2 separate regions of the Homo sapiens genome follow, and region 1 is linked to region 2. The links are chromatin contacts, found by Hi-C or POLR2A ChIA-PET in ENCODE. All regions are on one chromosome and are shown on one strand. The core of a region is the stretch at or near the end of the contact, and the rest is flanking DNA. Distances in the headings are between cores, read along the strand shown.

Region 1 (4,809 bases), core at 1,446-3,945, 410 kb before region 2:
ACAGGTATTATTTTCTGGGATCCATAGCACAGAAACATGAGATTGAAAGGACTACCAAGGATTACTGCCCCTAGATGAAAGGAAGGGAAACTGAGGCCCAGAAAACTTAAGTAACTCACCTAAGAGCACACAGCTAGAAAAGCTGACTGTTTCAAGTCAGCTTCAAATCACCCTAGTGTTCTCTTCCTAGTCAAATGACTCCTCAGGCCCTTCATCTGTAAATGTAACTGGTGACTGAGGCAGTCAACATGACCAGATAATTGGTAACATCACTTTCTGCTCAGTTAGCTTTTTTTTTTTTGAGACAAGTCTCACTCTGTTGCCCAGGCTGGAGTGCAGTGGCCTGTGATCTCAGCTCACTGCAACCTCCGCCTCCCAGGCTCAAGCAATTCTTGTGTCTCAGCCTCCCGAGTAGCTGGGATTACAGGCATGTGCCACCACGCCTGGCTAATTTTTTTAGAAACAGGGTTTCACCATGTTGGCCGGGCTAGTCTCAAACTCCTGACCTCAGGTGATCCGCCCACCTCAGCCTCCCAAAGTGCTGGGATTACAGGTGTGAGCCACCACGCCCAGCCTGCTCAGTTAGCTTTTTTAAGAAGGGCTAGCCGGGCGCGGTGGCTCACGCCTGTAATCCCAGCATTTTGGGAGGCCGAGGCAGGTAAATCTCGAGGTCAAGAGATCAAGACCATCCTGACCAACATGGTGAAACCCCGTCTCTACTAAAAATACGAAAATCAGCCGGGCATGATGGCGAGCGCCTGTAGTCCCAGCGACTCAGGAGACTGAGGCAGGAGAATCACTTGTACCCGGGAGGCGGAGGCTGCAGTGAGCCAAAATCAAGCCACTGCACTCCAGCCTGGCCACAGAGTGAGACTCCGTCTCCAAAAAAAAAAGTGCTGATGATCCGTCTAGCAACTTGGCATTTCTAGCTTTTTTGTTTGTTTTACTGAAAATTAATCTCCACCTGTCCTAACTTTCAAAGAGTCCCTGCCTCCTCTAAAAAGGGCCAGGCCTAGAAAAAGTACCTGGAGAAGTTAGGACCCGCCAACCCCCACCAGACCAATCTCAAACTCTTGGGAAAAAGCCTGAAATGATCCTTTTCCTTGGAATGTATTGACTGATTTAAAAGGAAATGGCTGCAGTTTGCACACCGACACTAAGCTCAAAAGCAAGACGGAGAATAAGCCAACTAGACTTGGCCTGGCTGGCTACTTAAAAAAAAAATTCCTCCCCGAGCTGGCAGGATATTGTCACCCTAAAAAGCAGTGGCAAAGATTCTCCTCTCACAAACATGGATAGCTTCCCCTTCCCTCTGACCGCTCCTGCCCACGTGGCCCTAGAGGCTGGGACCTTGTCAGTGACATGTGACTCGGTTGACACTCGTTTGACACAAAAACATGTGTCTGGCCAAGAGAAGCGGGTTTAAAAAATCTAAGAAACTTCCTCAGGCTTCATTTGCTCCCCCATTCCCAGTAGGGGAGACCTCGATGGGCAGGACCCAGAAACGTTCCATCTCCAGGAACAAACCCCCGCAACCTCAAACCAGGAAACATCAGGTCTCAAACAGCAGCCCAGAGAAAAGCACTCAGGTTTCTGTTCCTCTAAAGCATTCCCTCATGGTCACTCCTCCCTACCATGGACTTTGATTTCTGCAAACCAGATCCTCCACGCTAAAGCCAAATCGACTCCTAGCTCCTCCATGAAACTTTGCTTCCTCTTTGCTTCCTCCCAGAGAGAAGGTGGCAGGTTTAGGAGTGGGCTGCAGTGTTGAAATCAGGACTAGCTGACAGTTATTTTATCAAACCACATTCAGAAACGGTAGATACGAGGAAAAGGTTCAAAGATAAGCCGTAAGTAAAATTCCTGGAAGGAATGAGGAGTCCCGGTACTGCAGGAAAAGGGCGATGTCAATGATTCTCCCCATTTTACAGGATGGAAAACTGAGGCCTCAGATGGACAGGCACTTGTCCAAGTTCTGAGTCCTGGGACAACTGCAAAGCTCTTAAGGAAGAAGGGAGTCGCTTAAGGATCTGGAAGGCGGACCGGGTGGTGGCTGCCCACCCTGGTTCCCGAGGTGGAGGTTGGGGAGACCCAGCCGGCCCCGCCCATACCTTCCCTCCTGGTCCCGCCCACCCACCTTGGCCCCGCCTCGTACCTCCCTCGCTCCCATTGGCCCAGCCTCCCCAGGCCCGCCCCTTCGCGCTCCCGACATATAAAAGCCCCCCGCCCCGGCCTGCCGACCTCCACTCGCCGCGGGCCTGCGAGCGCCCGCCCCTCGCGGGGGCCGGGCCGCGGGGACGGGGGCGGGTGGTGTCGTTCCAGCCGGGCCCCGGCCCCCTCCCCCACGGTCCAGACAGTCGCCGCCGCCATTTTGACCGCCCGCCCCTTCCCCCCGGACTGTGATTACAGAGACACCTACTGCCCCGGCCCCGCCGCCCACCCCGGCCCGGCCAGCCACCCCGGGGCCGCCCTGGTTACCTCCGCTTCTCCCCACTTCTGTCTGCGGAAACGCTTTTCGGAGGTCTCGGAGTCGATGTTGGGAAGGGGACGGGACGTGCTGGGGTCCCCGGGCCGGGCCTGGGGGGTGGGGGTGGGGGTCGGCCGGGCGGTTGTTGTTGTTGACTCGCGTTGCCGGGTTGCTTGGTCGCCACGACTACCGTGGCTATGGCGCCTCCGTTTCCCTCACCGGGGCAACTGTTGCTACCCACCCTAGTTACGTCACGCGCGGGGGCGGGGCCCGGGGTGATTGGCGGCGGCCGGAGAAGTGATTGGACGGCGCCAGGCCTTGCAGCTAAACTATTAGTTCCGATGCACGCTTTTCAACACCCTCTGGACTTCCCGGCGATCTGATTTATCAGTATGAATGTCCATCAAAAGAAACTGAACCCTCAAAGGCAGCCGGGCCCGTCACTCCGGCAGGGAAGCAGCTGGTTAAGAATAAAGGGGTAGGACTCGTGAGGACGGGATTGGTTTGCCGATGTAAAACCGGCCTCCTGGTTCGACTAAAGGGACGTCAATCTACCAAAGGTTTGCCGCGCTCTCTGGCTGGAGGCCGTGCGCATGCTCGGCACGCAAGGCCGATTGGGAGTTGTAGTCCGCTCTTGCGTACACTTTACATGTCTTACCAAATTAAAAAGGCGAGAAAGGAAGACTCCGCTCCAGACTTCTCTCTCGCTCGGTGGGCCAGTTTCTGGCTTCTTGCGCTGACGTCAGGGGAGGAATGCAGTGACGCAGCGCAGCCCCTCTGTGACGACAGCGGCGAAGGCCGGACTCGGGATTCGATGACGTCACTGGGCGCGCGTCCCCCTTCCCCACTGCCCATGGCCCCGTCGGGGTTGGGTGGAAGCGGGAGGCCGCGGCGGGGTTCGATCCCAGCTCCCACCCGCTGGGGTGACATCCTCCTCCGCCCAAGCCGGCCAGACAGCGCGGCCGCCGCGCCTTCTCCCGCCTCCCGGTCCCCTCCAGCCGGAAAAGGTCACCGCTGCCGGGGTGACCGCGGCTATCTCTGCCCCGCAGGCGGTGCGGCCGCCTTGGGAAAGGTCTCTGCAAGGCGGGGGACTTCATTCGCGGCTTCAACCGCGGTAGATAAGCAAAGGTCAGCCCCGACCCAGCCCAGGGAGCTTGGTCCGCCCAGGAGAGCTCACCACAACCCCCGCCACACACACACACCTCCCACACATACGCTCCTCTGTGCCTCAGTTTCCTCAAGGGACTGTCTGGGTGCTGCAGGACGAGAAGAGACAGAAACAGGGCCCGGACTAGGGTGAACATCTTGGGAGCAAAAACTCAGTCATCAAGATAAATAATCTTCTAATTCAATATTTGTTAAATATCCAAATTAATGGGAAAAAATAAATCTATGATGAACAAAACATCACAATTTTAAATAAAGACAGGATCCGCCAACACAGGGATTAAGGTGAGATGCGTTATGCAAGCTCAGGGTCAGATCTTGTGTTTAAAATAAATTTATTATTATTATTTTTTGAGACGGAGTCTCACTCTGTCGCTGAGGCTGGAGTGCAGTGGCGCAATCTCGGCTCACTGCAAGCTCCGCCTCCCAGGTTCACGCCATTCTCCTGCCTCAGCCTCCCGAGTAGCTGGGACTACAGGTGCTCGCCACCACGCCCGGCTAATTTTTTGTATATTTAGTAGAGACGGGGTTTCACCGTGTTAGCCAGGATGGTCTCGATCTCCTGACCTCGTGATCCGCCCGCCTCGGCCTCCCAAAGTGCTGGGGTTACAGGCGTGAGCCACCACGCCCGGCCTACTTTTTATGTTTTAAATGTCAATTATCTTATGACTGAGCTCTTTGGCCTTCTCTTAAATTTTGCATTCTCATCCCAGGTAGGCCCTAGAACAGCAAGGGGAAAAGAAAACAGGCTCAGACAGCCCTGAAGTCTAATGCCAGCCCTGCTGTGTGGCATTCAGAAAGTGACTCCACCTAAGTTTGTTTCCTAATTCAACCAACATTATATTTCCTCGGTGCAAGGCCCTGGGCTATACAAGTGAAGAAAGGTGACTTCATTTATGGTGGCTCACACCTGTAATCCCAGCACTTTGGGAGGCCAAGCAAGGAAGATTGCTTGAGCCAAGGAGTTCAAGACCAGCCTTGGCAACAAAGCAAGACACCCGTCTCTACAAAAATTAGCTGGGCATGGTAGTGTATGCCTGTAATCCCAGCTACTCCGGAGGCTGAGGTAGGAGGATTGCTTGAACCCGGGAGGGGGAGGTTGCAGTGAACCAAGATTCTGCCACTGCACTCCAGCCTGGGCGACAGAGCGAGACTTTGTCTCAAAAAAAAAAAAG
Region 2 (4,802 bases), core at 2,303-4,802:
CGGCCAGGCGCGGTGGCTCACACCTGTAATCCCAGCACTTTGGGAGGCCTAGGCGGGCGGACCACCTGAGGTCAGGAGTCCAGGACCAGCCTGACCAACATGGTGAAACCCCATCTCTACTAAAAATACCAAAAATGTGCCGGGTGTGGTGGCGGGTACCTGTAATCCCAGCTACTTGGAGGCAGGAGAATCACTTGAACCTAGGAGGCAGAGGTTGCAGAGAGCCGAGATCACACCATGGCCCTCCAGCCTGGGCGACAGAGCAAGACCAAGACTCTGTCTCAAAAAAAAAAACAAACCTAAGAGTACATCACTATTCTGCTCAAAACTTTTAATGGGTTCCTACTGTGCTTAGAAAAAAACTCGAGTCCTCACAAAGCCAGCCTACCGGGCCCCTCCTAACCCGACTCCTCTATACTCATACCTCATCTCCCCCATTGCCCCTCACTCGCCAGCCTTGCTGCCGTGTCTCAAACACACCTCAGCACCTTTGCACTTGCTGTTCCTGCTGCCTGGAAGGGTCACAAATCCCCCACTTCTTTTGGGCCTCCTTTGCTCCAGAAAGGCATTTCCTCACAGCCCCAACTAAAACAGCACCGCTTCCAGTCAGCCCTGCCCTGTGAGAACAGCTAATAAGCACTCCATAGCAATGGCTGAATAAATGGAACTAGAATAAAGGCGTTCAGGCAGAGTTGAACATGTCTCTTTATCTGACCCTTCAAACAGGCAATCTGAAGGGGTCACTTCCCAGGCAGCAGGGAAAACAGGAGCCAAGAAAGGTCAGTCCGAAAAGCACCAGAGCCTTTTGGGGTATGCAGAGTAGGACTAGCTGGCTGGCGTCAGGGCAGAAGACAAAGCTGGAAGAGCTGGTCAGCCACACAGGGCATGTGTTTGTTTGTTTGTTTTTTTGTTTTTTGAGACAGGGTCTCGCTCTGTCACCCAGGCTGGAGTGCAGTGGTGCAATCATAGCTCACTGGAGCCTCGACCTCCCAGGCCCAGTGAGTCCACCACCTCAGCTTCCTGTGTAGCTGGGACTACAGGTGCATGCCACCACGCCTGGCTAATTTTTGTTTTAGTAGAGACAGTGTTTCACCACGTTTCCCAGGCTGGTCGTGAACTCCTGGACTCAAGCAAACCTCCTGCCTCTGCCTCCCAAAGTGCTGGGATTACAGGAATGAGCCACCCACCACGCCCAGCCTGGGCCTGTGTACTTGTTAAGCAATAGGGAACTGCTAATTAGATTGGAGCTGAGCCACTCAATCAGGATCTGCCCAAGAGTACTGTAACTTACTCCTCCGATGAAGGGGTAGGTTAAGACCAGTAGCAGGGAAAACCAGTCACCAAATAAAAGAGAAGTAACCAGGGTAGGGGCGTGAGGTAAGGAAAGAAAGGGTGGGACATGCCAAAAGACAGGAACATCCCCTGACCAATCCATGGGTAGAGAAAAGCCACAGTCTATTCTGGGCTCCAAATCTAGGTGGCCAAGAGATGGTGTATTTTAAGGAAATAAAGCAAAGTTGTTTTGTTGGTGGGGAAATAAATTTGGGGCAGGCCCGGCATGGTGCCTCACTTCTGTAATCCCAGCACTTTGAGAAGCCAGCGTGGGAGGATGGCTTGAGCCCAGGAGTTCGAGACCAACCTGGACAATAAGTCGAGACCGCGTCTATACAAAAACAATTTTTAAAAAAGTAGCCGGGTGGGTGGGGGGAGGGGGGAGGGACAGCATTAGGAGATATACCTAATGCAAATGACGAGTTAACGGGTCCAGCACACCAACATGGCACATGTATACATATGTAACAAACCTGCACGTTGTGCACATGTACCCTAAAACTTAAAAAAACTTAAAAAACACATAGCCCAAGGGGCACCTTCTATGTAGCAAAGGCTAAAAAATAAATAAGTAGAAATTAAAAAAAGAAAAAAATTAGCCCGGTGTGGTGGCATGGGCCTGTAGTCCCAGCTACTTGGGAGGCTGTGCCGGGAGGATCGCTTGAGCCAGGAGGTCGAGGCTGCCAGTGATGGCGCCATGGCATTCCAGCCTGGGTGACAGAGGGAGACCCTTTCTCAAGAAAAATAAATTTAAAAAAAGAAATTGGGGCCCAGCGTGGTGGCTCATGCCTGTAATCCCAGCACTTTGGGAGGCGAAGCGGGCGGATCACTTGAAGTCGGGAATTAGAGACAAGCCTGGGCAACATGGTGAAACCCCGTCTCTACTACAAATACAAAAATTAGCCGGATGTGCTTGCTTGAACCCGGAAGACGGAGGCTGCAGTGAGCCGAGATAGTGTCACTGCACTCCAGCCTGGGCGACAGAGCAAGGCTCTGTCTCAAAAAAAAAAAAAAAAAAAAAAAAAGAGAGAGAGAGATAAATAAATTGGGGTGAACCGAATCTGCTAAGATAAAATTTTCGAGAAACCGGGCTGGACAGGATCTAAAGCTCAAAACTGATTAGATCAGGAAAGGATCCGGCGGGGTTTTCCCCGCCCAAAGTGGGTGGCCATGACCGCTAAGGCGCCAGGAGCGCATGAACTTGAAAGGTGACAGCGGGGAACTCACAACCCAGACACGCCACGTGTACCCAGTTACCCTCAAGTGTCCCCAGGCAGGCTTTCCACCCCGGAGTTTATTCCCACCTGGGGACTCCTATTTCCAAAAGAAAATCTTTTTTTCATTCTGTTTTTTTTGAGGCAGAATCTCGCTCTGTCACCCAGGCTGGAGTGCAGTGTCGCGATCTCGGCTCACTGTAACCTCCACCTCCCGGGTTCAAGCGATTCTCGTGCCTCAGCCTCCCGAGTAGCTGGGACCACAGGCGCTCGCCACCACGCTCGGCTGATTTTTTTTTGTATTTTGAGTAGAGACGAGGTTTCACCATGTTGGCCAGGCTGGTCTCGAACTCCTGACCTCAAGTGATCCGCCCTCCTTGGTCTCTCCCAAAGTACTGAGATTACAAGAGCCACCGCGCCCGGCCTTCCAAAATAAAGTCTTATTTGCTCTAAATCTCAGAATCCCGAATCCCGTAAAAAGTAGACCAAGAAGAAGGTAGACTGGGAAAGGGATCAAGTCCCTCGGACCCAAAGAAACCCCTGACAACTGAAAGCTCCAACTTCTCCCACCCAGGCCCCAGACCCCGGCGTCACCCCCTCGTCCCTCTCCAAATGGCCCCAGGCCGCCGCGGGGTCTATTCGGACGAACTGACAGACTCCAAGTGGGGCTCGGAGCGCCGTAGGCCATGACAGCCCCTCCGAGAAGCGGGCCCCGAGCCCCGAGCACCGCGCGCCAACGGCTGGCCCACCCCTAGCGCATGCGCCCCGGTGCCCAACGGCCAACACACAGCGCTCTGACACACCAACCGCCCCGCCCCCACCGTCTCGCGACCCTTTCTCCCCCTCCCCTTAGATCCCAACGTCTCCCCTCGTCCTCTCGCTCTCAGTTCAGACGTCCCCACACCGCGGCCCCGCGCCCGGGATCCGCTGCTCACCTGGCTCCCCGTTCTTCTCCGCGCGCTGCTAAGAGACACTTCCAACTTCGGTTTTCCGCCGGGCGCTCAGACACGAGTTGCTGCGCTTCCTGCCTCTTGCGTCGGGCTGCTGCTCTGCTGACTGGGCCGCTGCCTTTTCATTCAAGAGAGGCCGAAGCGGTGATTGGGTCCTGTGGAAGGGACCGGGAGATTATTGGCGGAGACGGGAAGAAAGAGGGCGTGCCTTACGCCTCGCGTTTATTGGTCAATCTAAAAGTAGGCGCGCCCCAGTGAGCCGACAGACTGGCTCCGACAGCGCGCGGTCTCGTGATCTGGGTGTGGTGCTCGGTGGGAGCCGCCATGTTTAGTACTGATAACTGAAGACCGGATGATTGCGTTTTGGCGTGTGCCCCACCTTTTCGAAGAGTGGCGTCTGCGCTGGGCGCTGAAACCAGAACTGTCCCAGTTGCTATCAATCTGCGGCCTGGGGGTCCTCCACAGTGTAGGCTCTGAAAAGAATAGGGAGCTTGGAATGACTCAAATGGACAGAACATTTTGCAGTATTTGGATTTCTATCGCTCCACGATAGTTTTGTCTCCTTGATTTTCACGTTAGTAGAAGCATGCAATAGGTTGTCTTTTGTGTCTGACTTTTGCTCAACAAAGCTGTTTTTTTGAGACGGAGTCTGGCTCTGTCACCTAGGCTGGAGTGCAGTGGCGCGATCTCTGCTCACCACAACCTCCGCCTCTCGGGTTCAAGCGATTCTCCTGCCTCAGCCTCCTGAGTAGCTGGGACTGCTGGCGCCCGCCACCACACCTGGCTAATTTTCATATTTTTAGTAGAGAGGGGTTTCGCCATGTTGGCCAGGCTGGTCTCGAACTCCTGGCCTCATGTGATCTGCCCATCTCCGCCTCCCAAAGTGCTGGGATTACATGAGCCACCCTGCCTGGCCGCAGCAAAGTGTTTTTGAGAGTTGTCCATGTTGTGGGGATATCAACAGCTCGTTATTTTTTACTGCTGAGTGGTATTTCATTGTGTGGCTATACTATAATGTAGCCAATATAGTTTCACTCACCTGTTCTTGGCCAATTGATTGTTTCCGGTCTTTGGCCACTGTTAATAGAGCTTGTACTGTAAGAGTATTTTGGGGAAGATAAATTTTCATTTCTTTTAAATACTTAGGAGTGGCATGGTGGCATGGTCACTAAGCTTTATTAGATCCTGGCAGATTTATTTTCCTATCATCCTTCCTCCCTCTTTCCCTCCACTTTCTTCTTTCTTTCTTCAGGGTGTCACTCTTGTTACCTATCATGCCCAGCTAATTTTTAAAAATTTGGTAAAG

What was found. Hi-C counts contacts between places; a loop is a spot of excess contacts on that map. ChIA-PET counts read pairs that join two places held with the same protein, here RNA polymerase II (POLR2A). Pooled maps may share reads with other maps.
Region 1: a map with no recorded cell type shows a loop between it and region 2 (18-fold over the local background). The contact joins the promoter of RFX1 here to the promoter of DDX39A in region 2. A Hi-C loop is called at or near these places in 5 of 37 single-sample maps with no recorded cell type and 13 of 50 pooled maps. POLR2A ChIA-PET finds 5 or more read pairs at or near these places in 2 of 52 experiments (A673 and activated B cell).

What each region holds. Positions count from the first base shown.
Region 1 is chr19:14,003,625-14,008,433 of GRCh38, forward strand. It overlaps RFX1 (regulatory factor X1), which reads right to left and starts at 2,696. Exons shown (of 21, transcript NM_002918.5): 1 at 2,479-2,696. RefSeq lists enhancers at 1,922-2,450, 2,451-2,978, 2,979-3,506 and silencers at 2,118-2,497, 2,548-2,727.
Region 2 is chr19:14,415,789-14,420,590 of GRCh38, forward strand. It overlaps DDX39A (DExD-box helicase 39A), which reads right to left and starts at 3,553. Exons shown (of 11, transcript NM_005804.4): 1 at 3,482-3,553. RefSeq lists silencers at 946-1,025, 1,046-1,135, 3,283-3,382 and enhancers at 2,133-2,182, 2,553-2,612, 3,023-3,162.